Regions from separate parts of the Mus musculus genome. Here region 1 is linked to region 2. A link is a contact called in ENCODE Hi-C data. All regions are on one chromosome and are shown on one strand. Each heading gives the region's core, a stretch centred on a gene start or an enhancer-like site at or near the end of the contact. The rest is flanking DNA. Distances are from core to core; before and after follow the strand shown. Region 1 overlaps Capn12 (calpain 12). Region 2 overlaps Ryr1 (ryanodine receptor 1, skeletal muscle).

Evidence for each region. Hi-C counts contacts between places; a loop is a spot of excess contacts on that map.
Region 1: a map of heart shows a loop between it and region 2 (4-fold over the local background). The contact joins two enhancer-like sites. A Hi-C loop is called at or near these places in 8 of 37 maps with a recorded cell type or tissue (Patski, adrenal gland, heart and 1 more).

What each region holds. Positions count from the first base shown.
Region 1 is chr7:28,891,665-28,896,368 of GRCm38, reverse strand. It overlaps Capn12 (calpain 12), which reads right to left. Exons shown (of 21, transcript NM_001110807.1): 19 at 3,634-3,750; 20 at 3,488-3,546; 21 at 2,784-3,407. The coding sequence ends at 3,381. It overlaps Actn4 (actinin alpha 4), which reads left to right. Exons shown (of 21, transcript NM_021895.3): 18 at 134-280; 19 at 857-937; 20 at 1,710-1,868; 21 at 1,982-3,121. The coding sequence ends at 2,140. Among named protein-coding and RNA genes, the nearest start is that of Gm44700, 5.1 kb to the right of the region's middle. Within about 2 kb of position 2,553, at least 1 of the 3 ENCODE cell types and tissues checked has a DNase peak (open chromatin) inside an H3K27ac peak, as active enhancers do; it is heart, where a contact is called at or near this core.
Region 2 is chr7:29,037,995-29,042,850 of GRCm38, reverse strand. It overlaps Ryr1 (ryanodine receptor 1, skeletal muscle), which reads left to right. Exons shown (of 106, transcript NM_009109.2): 85 at 1,958-2,046; 86 at 2,142-2,270; 87 at 2,359-2,463; 88 at 4,423-4,504. Among named protein-coding and RNA genes, the nearest start is that of Gm38979, 11 kb to the right of the region's middle. Within about 2 kb of position 2,375, at least 1 of the 3 ENCODE cell types and tissues checked has a DNase peak (open chromatin) inside an H3K27ac peak, as active enhancers do; it is heart, where a contact is called at or near this core.

The DNA.
Region 1 (4,704 bases), core at 1,304-3,803, 150 kb after region 2:
GAGTAAGTGAGGCGCATAATTGGCAAAAGTCCTGTGTCCCTTGTCAGTTGGTGAGATACGGAGCCCCTTCTCCCCCAGACCTTATTTGTTGACAGCCACCCGTCCATCCAGTCACGCCCTCTTCCTCCCTCAGCATATCCGTGTGGGCTGGGAGCAGCTGCTCACGACCATTGCCCGCACCATCAATGAGGTGGAAAACCAGATCCTCACCCGAGATGCCAAGGGTATCAGCCAGGAGCAGATGCAGGAGTTCCGGGCATCCTTCAACCATTTTGACAAGGTAACCTCACCCTACCCTACCCCACCCCACTGGCATAGCATTGCCTTTTGTCTCCCTCATTGTATGTCCCTTCGTACCCTCTCCATCTGCACCCATCCATCCATCCATTCCATCCACTGTCCTCATGATGGGCAGGACCCCAGAGTACACACAAGGCCAGGTGGGCACAGGTTCCAGGACTCTCAGAGTTTTTAAAATTTGGATCTAGACTGGTAACCTCTTGAGAGGAATTCTGAGTGTTGAGTTTGATTGTCTCCAGATCTCCTTTCACCCAGTACCACAGCCACTCAACTTCTGTGAGTACCAGTGTGCAGCCTCTTACCCTGTCCTGTAAACACTGAAGACAGGGAAAGGTCCCCTCTATCTTTGAGCCCTGGACTTGGTCCTCCATGCTGCCCACTGGACCCCTACTGAGGCCATGAAGACCTCTCTGCCCCACCAGTCCCTGGCCACCACCTTGTCTGCATCGCCTCTAACTGTGTGTTTCCCTTCCCCCTGTGTCTTCCTCCCCTGTCCACTGCATGTGGCCCGGCCCCTGCATCACCCTGTACGCCTGCCTTCGATGGCCCCCGGTAGGACCATGGCGGGGCACTGGGGCCTGAGGAATTCAAGGCCTGCCTCATCAGCCTGGGCTATGACGTGGAGAATGACCGGCAGGTACGCGAACCACGGCCCCAGCAGACCGACATTAACTGCTCTTCTCTTTCTCTCCTCTTCACCCCTGGCATCCTGTGCTGTCTCCTGGCTCTCTTGCCTCTCCTCCCTCATGTCTCTGGACACTTCACCCCTTACCTGGTCTCTGGGCCTCCTGTCTCCTTGCTTCTCCATTGTCCTGTCTGTCCGCTGTGCACATGGGGCCTAATCTGGGCCTGGCCTCTGCTATGCCTGCGTCCTGGGAGCAGAAGCAGACAGGCAGCATGGACTCAGATGACTTCAGGGCCCTGCTTATCTCCACAGGATACAGCCTGGTATGCTGCCTCTGCCTCCCCTGCCTCTGCTCCTCCTCCTTCCCCAGCCCCCTCACTCCCTCCCGAGCTTGCCTATCTTCCTGGGGACACTCACTCCTCCAACTCCAGTGCAACATAGCCTTGCCTGCCTCCGCTGCTCTGCTGCACTCGAGGCTGGGGTCCTTCCAGTGGACACCCTCCACCCCACCCCCGAAAAACCAACCTCTTCCTGCAAGTATCCAGGGAACAGTCTTCCAGCTCTCTCCCTTCTCTTTCTGTTTCTCATTTTCTTTCCCCACCCACCAAAGCTGGGAAAGTGAACCTCACCCCCTGCTCCCCCAGACTTGGGGGGAGGAGGCCAAGGGACAAACTCCCAAGGCTGGCACTATTTGGCAGCATTTCTGTCTTTGAATTCTTCCAAAACTGAATCTGTAAGCAGCTCCACTAAGTACTATGTCCTCTCCCTTTCCCCCTCCCCACAGGGTGATGCTGAGTTCAACCGGATCATGAGTGTGGTTGATCCCAACCATAGTGGCCTCGTGACCTTCCAAGCCTTCATTGACTTCATGTCAAGGGAGACCACAGACACAGACACAGCTGATCAGGTCATCGCCTCCTTCAAGGTCCTGGCAGGAGACAAGGTAAGCACGACCCACAGAAGCATTGGCGGCCGGTAGCCAAAACTTGAGCCAGCACTGGGTACTAGGTCAAGTGGGTAAGACACAGTGGCTCAGAGTCCTGTTTATGCCCCTAGAACTTCATCACTGCTGAGGAACTGCGGAGAGAGCTGCCCCCCGACCAGGCCGAGTACTGCATCGCCCGCATGGCACCCTACCAGGGGCCTGATGCTGCTCCTGGCGCCCTTGACTACAAGTCCTTCTCCACAGCCCTCTATGGGGAGAGCGACCTGTGAGGCCCTTGGCCACCCTGAACAGAGACTCCCTTGGCCTCCCGGAGGGGCTGAGGAGCCCTGCCCCCACCCTGACTCTGTATCTATGCAAAGAGCTCTTTGTGGTCCTTCTAGGGGGTCAGGCAGGGAGGGGCTAGGCAGGCCTCTCTTTCTCAGTCTTGTAGGGGAGGGAGGCTTGGCAATCAGCATTTCTGGTCTGCTAAATATATACGCTGTGCTGTGGGTTCTTAGCCGATTGGAGGGGACAACGGACTCCTGTGCCCCAGAGATACCTTCCTATCCCAGGTCCCCTCTGCCCCTGAGGCCCCTTCAAAGCCTCTCACATCTAGGCCAAAGCCCCATGTGCCTTGTCCAGGAACCGCCTGCCCTAAGAAGTCCAGCAGAGGGCACCCAGCTCCCCTGGACCAGATTCCAGTGGCTCCTCCCAGGAGCAGAGGACCTGCCATAGCCCTTCTCTGCCTCAGGAGTGGCTGCGGGGCAATCAGCCCCAGCCCACCTGGCCTCTGAGTCTCAGATTTTCTAAGGACCAAAACCAACAAAACACAAAGAATGGAACAGAAACAAACAAAAAAATCATTTAAAAAAAAAAAAAGGAAAAAAAAAACTTAAAAAAAAAAAGAAAACTTTAAAAACTTAAGACCTTCCAGAGAATTACTATTTACTTTATTAACTTACGGATTTATTATATAAATATATATCCATCTAGCTGCATATCTCTGCCACCTCTCTCACTCTCATAATGAAGACATAGCTGATTCAATGCCCTCCCCAGTCCCTCCTGATTTTCCCCTCGTGGCGGTGGGCAGAGGTCTCTGGGGACCTTCTGAGGTGGAGGCAGGCTGCTGGCCTGCCTGCCTGGTCGTTAATGGGTTTCTCTCCACTCGCCCCCTTGAGTTTATTCTGATTGATTTTTATTTTCTTGGTTTCTGGATAAACCACCCTCTGGGGATGGGAGAATAAAACATGTAATATTTTTAAGAAGGACTCTGGTGTCATCTTCTCCCTGCATCTCTGTTCATGCCCCAAGGAGCTGGCAGTGCCCACCAGCCCAGTGCCTGTGTGGGGGTTGTGCCCCTCTCTAAGCAGGGACTGACATGAAGAGGCTTCAAAAGGAAGGGTGGCAGTTCTGTTTGGGATGGCTCCAGCTCGTAATCCCAGCACTTGTGAGGCCGGCCAGGGTTACATAGCCACCACCTTTGTGACAGTGAGTCGGGCAGCAGGGTGACCTCCCTCAGCTTCAAACCTATGAGAAGGTAGCCACCTCCGACCACTGAAGAGAAAAGAAAGATACCCTTGAGGCAGAGGCCCTGGGATGGTGCTAGAGCCACACTGTCCCTCGGGCCAGCTCACCTGTTTGTGGGTCAGGCAGACGACCCCCTCGCCGCCATCCAGGTGTTGGCAGCAGTGGCCTGTGTGGGAGAGGCCAGGGTGAGTACGCAGCACCAGCCCTGATGCACACCCCACCACACCCTACCCTGCCTGCCAGGAGTACTCACGGAAGATGCAGGTGAGCCGGGCTGCACAGCACACGAAGCGCTCGAAGTCCACACGGAGCCGGCTGTCCCGGTAGCGGCTAGTGAGGGACTGGGTCAGCTGGTTGTTGAGGTGGAAGCCTACGAGGAGGCCGCCTTGTTTATTGTGTTTACAGTATCCACGTGTGGTGCTGCTTATTTTAGTGTTGGGGGTGGGCACACGTACATGGGGAGCGTCTTCCTCAGTCCTTTCTCTACTGAGGCCGAGGCTCACCGAGATCACTTGCCCTTCACGTGGGTGCTGGGGATCTGAACTCTGGCCCTCACACTGGAGTTGCAAGTAAAAGTTCCTTACCTACGCAGCATTCCTGTGTGCTGTTTGAAAGAAGCTGTCCTCTAACTCCTACATAGCCAAGGACTGTCACCAGCTCCTGAGGCCCCTGCCCCTCCTCGGGTGCCAAGAGTTCAGCCTGTGGTTTATGTGGTACTCGATCTAGAACTCAGGGCCTCCAGCACGCTTGAGGAGCACTCTCCAACTGATGTGGGCCTTTTGTGGCTGTTTTGGAGTGTTGGGGGTGGAACCCCGGGGCCCTTGCATAGGCCAAGCAAATGCTCTCTCCGTTGAGCTACAACCCCAGCCCTCTGGGAAGTTAGTGTGACACTTAAGTTGCTTAGGCTGCTTCTCAAGGTGCCAACAGGTGCAGCTTTGTGATTGCGCCTTCAGAGGTTGACGGACTATCTCCCCGACTGGGTACCACTGTGTGACTCTTCCTCTGAGGCCGCACCTAAAGTCTAGACATTGGCTCTGTCACATCTGCTGTAGAATCACAATGCAATGGATTTCTAGAAGCCCTAAGGCCCAAGGACTTGTCCCTCCCAGCTTCCATGAGCCCCATACAGTCTCAAAGATAACTGTACAAGTTTGTATTGTACCTTTGTGTGCTCATTCAACAGATGCTGCCCCTCCCACCCCCACGAACACCAGGCACACCATGCCCAGAGCTAGGTGGCCTGAGGCAGGTCGGTGTCCCTCTGATGTCCATGTACCCTGAGTATTGGTCTATGCTGGCCCAGGGCTGAAGGGAAACCTGGCTA
Region 2 (4,856 bases), core at 1,126-3,625:
GACTGTGTGATCTGTGTGTGTGTGCCTGTGATGTGTGTATGACTGTGTGATGTGTGTGACTGTGTGATCTGTGTGACTGTAATGTGTGTATGACTGTGTGATGTGTGTGACTGTAATGTGTGTATGACTGTGTGATGTGTGTGACTGTGTGACTGTGATGCGTGTGACTGTGATGCGTGTGACTGTGATGCGTGTGACTGTGATGCGTGTGACTGTGATGCGTGTGACTGTGATGCGTGTGACTGTGATGCGTGTGACTGTGATGCGTGTGACTGTGATCTGTGTGACTGTGTGATCTGTGTGACTGTGATGCGTGTGACTGTGATGCGTGTGACTGTGATGCGTGTGACTGTGATGCGTGTGACTGTGATGTGTGTGACTGTGATGTGTGTGACTGTGATGCGTGTGACTGTGATGTGTGTGACTGTGATGTGTGTGACTGTGATGCGTGTGACTGTGATGCGTGTGACTGTCATGCATCAAGTGTCTTCTGTTGTTACTCTCTGCCTTATAGTCTTGAAACAGGATTTCTCACTGAACAAGAAGTGTCCCCTGCCATATATACACACCTTTACCACTTAGACCTGCTGAACCAAGGATCTGCCAGTCTCTTCAGCTACATACTAAATTCAAGGCTAGCCTGGGCTACATGATAGCCTGTCTCAAAGAGCAAGACAAAGCAAAATAAAACAAAACAAAAGAAGAGAACAAGGACAAAGAAATGGAGGATTTTATCTCTATCTATTAAATATTTGTTCAGGAAAACTTAATTAAAAAGCAATTAGAAGCTGGGAATGGTGACACATGCTTTTAATCCCAGCACTCAGGAGGCAGCAGCAGATGGATCGCTGGATTCAAAGCCAGTTTGGTCTATAGCGCTAATTCCAGGACACTCAAGGCTATACAGAAAAACCCTGTCTTGAAAAAAAACACTAAACTAATTAATTATTTAATATAAATAAAAACAATTGAAGCTGGGTGTGAGGGTAGCACAGTTGTAATTCTGGTAGGTGAGAGTCTGAGGTAAGAGGGTTTAAGGCTAGCCTGAGGCACTCTCCAGACTGTCTCAGAGAAACAGAAAGAGAAGCTGGTTAAACAGCTCAGTGGATAAAGGACTTGATGCCAGGTCTCGTGACCTGAACTCCTTCTCAGGACGCACTTGGTGGATGGAGAGAGCTGACTTCTAGCCTTATTAGCATCCAGCATGTATTAGCCCTCCCCTGCTTCACCTCAGGAATAAACAAATGAAAAAATTTACAGGATTCACTGTAGCCTTGAATGGCCTGGAACTTGCCCAATACACTAGGCTAGCTTCAGACTCACAAAGATCTACCTGACTGTCTTCCTAGTGCTGAAATTAATGACAGGGACTATCATACCCATACCTAAATAAATGAAAAAAAAATTTTTTTTCGTGTGTATGGGTATCGAGTATGTATGGGCCCTGTGTGCATGCAGTTCTCGAGGAGACCAGAAGAGGGCGTCAGATCACCGGGGACTGGAGTTACAGATGGTTGTGAGCCACTATATGGGTGCTGGAAATTGAACCCAGGACCTGTGCAGGAGCAGCCAATGCTCTTAACCACTGAGTCATCTCTCCAGGCCCATAAAGTAATCTTTTAAAATTTACAAAGAAAGAGAGAGAGGAGAGAGAGAGAGAGAGAGAGAGAGAGAGAGAGAGAGAGAGAGAGAATAGGAAAGAGAAGTGGGGGGCTGAATCCCCACTGCATTTGCTGCACGGAGAACCTCCGCAGTGTCTTTAGATAAATGTCAAATATCTAAGTGACCCTCCATCCCTGTGTGGCACACATACTTCATACTTCCAAAGGTAATTTCATGACTTCCGGCACACAGTAGGCATGAAATATGAACCCTGATCCTAACCCTAAATGAGCAGACACCATTGTCTCCCCAGACACAGGCGCTCACTGAATGAATACATGTTTCATTTCCTCAGATTTCCAAAACTACCTACGGACACAGACTGGGAACACGACCACCATCAATATCATTATCTGCACAGTGGACTACCTCCTGCGGCTGCAGGTGAGGAAGGGTGGCCCAGCCCCATGGGACCTGAGCCAGGGGCCCGAGGGACCTCGCATGGCTCCAGCATCCTTCATGCCCTCCCGGACCCACAGGAATCCATCAGTGACTTCTACTGGTATTACTCGGGCAAGGATGTCATCGAGGAACAGGGAAAGAGAAACTTCTCCAAAGCCATGTCGGTAGCTAAACAAGTGTTCAACAGCCTCACCGAGTACATCCAGGTAGGGTCCGCACTCGGGGACCTGCGGAGGCGGAGCTGCCGGCATCCAGCGCTCCTGCTGAGGCTTCAGGCCACCCTTTGTTCCCCAGGGACCCTGCACCGGAAACCAGCAGAGTCTGGCGCACAGTCGCCTCTGGGATGCCGTGGTGGGCTTCCTGCACGTGTTCGCGCACATGATGATGAAGCTGGCTCAGGTTTGAGTTCGTCTGAGAACAGCTCTTTCCCTCCAGCCATCCCCTAGAATCCCCTGATCGGCCCCTGTCCCACTGGTCGGTCCCCTAGTGCTCTGCGCATGCTCCAGACAGGTTCGCTCCCTATGGCCCAAACCCCTTCTGAATTGGTCGTCTGCATGCTTTTTCCTCTTTCCCACTAAACTGCTCATTTCCCACCTATACTTCCACCGGTTTGACTTTGGAGCCCATCCCTCCCGTCCAGAACTCTTCTAGGACAGGTTCATACCATTTTCCTTCTAATGAGGTCATCCCAGATTCTTCCAGCTCTGGGGAATAGGATGGGACTATGTTGCTAGGTTAGGACCTGGGGCTGAAGCGTTCCTTCTTTTACCCTGCCTGCGGCAGAAGACTCCCGTGCCAAGTACCCATGATGTAAGGATCCTGCTCCCAGAATACTTGCCTTGCTCCTCTACAGCTTCGTGAATGCCTCGCGCACACCTCATCCATTTTGTGCTTCTGCTTGGTCGCCTTAGTCAAAGCTTCCATGTACAGTTATGCGAGTTTGTGCTCCGCGGGCAACCACGTGGCGCTAGACACAACCTAACCATTGCAAATATATTGGTGCAGTACAATAACTGTCCGGCAGGTGGCAGACAAGTATTCCATATAATTTCCCACAAAGCAGTGTCTTAAGAAAGCAGAGACCTCCTAATTTGTCCAGAGTGCCATCTGACTATGAAAGGAATTGAACTGAAATTTTTCAGTTTCTCAGTACAGTTGGCCGTGTGATGTTGCTGTAAACTTTAAATATTGGTGGAAACACACTTTCAAGTATTATGATAATTCATCAGCCGTACTCCAGACACACGTGATAAGGGATATTCAATACAAGGAGCTGGAAGTGTGACTCAGTCGTAGAACACCTGCCTAGAATCATTTAGTTAGGGCCTGAGAAAAAATGGTGCTAGGCTTCTCTTCACCACACTAGCAGCTCCAGGCTGTGTGAAACAGGTCTTTCCTAAAAGTTTTAAATAAAAGATCCAAGATTCTCTAACTGCTATCTTGGGTCATGTGCTTGCCAGTGGTCTCAGCCCTAGGGAAGAAAGGTTGGCCAGACCCACTGATGTATTCATTCCTAGAGCCATGAGTTAGCCCCATGAGCTCTGAAAGAATTATAACTCACCCCCTCAACTGTGACATCTAAGACAGGCTCGTGGGAAGGCACAGAGCCCAGGCCCACTTAACCTAGAGATACTTGCTTCCTAGTTTGTTGAGGCCTTGGGTCAGAATACCAAACTTTGAAACCATGGGTTGCATTAGGGTCAGAATGAGCGGCTCACAGTGCAACCAGGTAGCACAGCTCATGTGTAAGTCATGAATGGCATGTGCATGTGACTCAGTATAGTACAGATGCCACCACGGGGGACTTTGACAGAGGTTTCTGTGAGCTCCCACATTGGACACTGCGGTCAGGCATGTACTATGTTCTTAGGCTCCCCCAAATGGCATACCAGAACTTGCACAGCTGTCCACCTCACCTGCAGCCTTTCCTCTTGCACCTCCTCACGGTCCCACCCACCCATCACAGTTAGCTCTGGCATGGCCAACCGCCCCATAGACCAGGCACCAGGCTGGAATGTTATCCTCCTAAGATTTGAGTCTCTGTCCACAGTATCTGTCCCTGTCTGTCTGTCTGTCTGTCTTGCTCCGTCCTGAATGTCTGCTCTCCAAGACTCACGGCTTCCTGATCTGCCAGCCTCATACCCCACACACATTTGCCCCTGGGTGCCAACCCCACCCCACAATCTTGTCTCTCTGCCCTTCCTCTGCTTTCCGAGGAACATGTTTGGACGCGGGTTCCCTCAGAGGTAAGAGAAAGGAGGAAGAGGACTTAGGCCCCACTGGATAGGTGAGGGAGCCGGAAACCAATGGAAGGCATGCTGCAGGGGGCAGCCTCTCACATCTCTGTATGCCCTACAGGACTCCAGCCAGATAGAGCTGCTGAAGGAGCTGCTGGACCTACAGAAGGACATGGTGGTGATGCTGCTGTCCCTCCTGGAAGGTGAGCACTGGAGGCGGGGTAGGGACCGGGGTGGGGTGCAGGCAAACCCAAGAATGGGGCTACCACTGAGCCCCATCTGACATTATGCTAGGGACAACGGTGATGAAGAGGTTGCCATGCAAGAGTCAACAGACATCTTCTGACTATATGAATGCTAATTTATTGATTCCACACAGACGTTGTAATAAGATGAGTTGCCTGAAGACTTTTATCTGTGAACTTAAGATTTATTAAATAAGCCGGCAGTGGTGGCGCACGCCTTTGATCCCAGAACCTGGTAGGCAGAGGCAGGCAGGTTTCTAAATTCAAGGCCAGCCTGGTCTACAGAGTGAGTTCCAGGACAGCCAGGGCT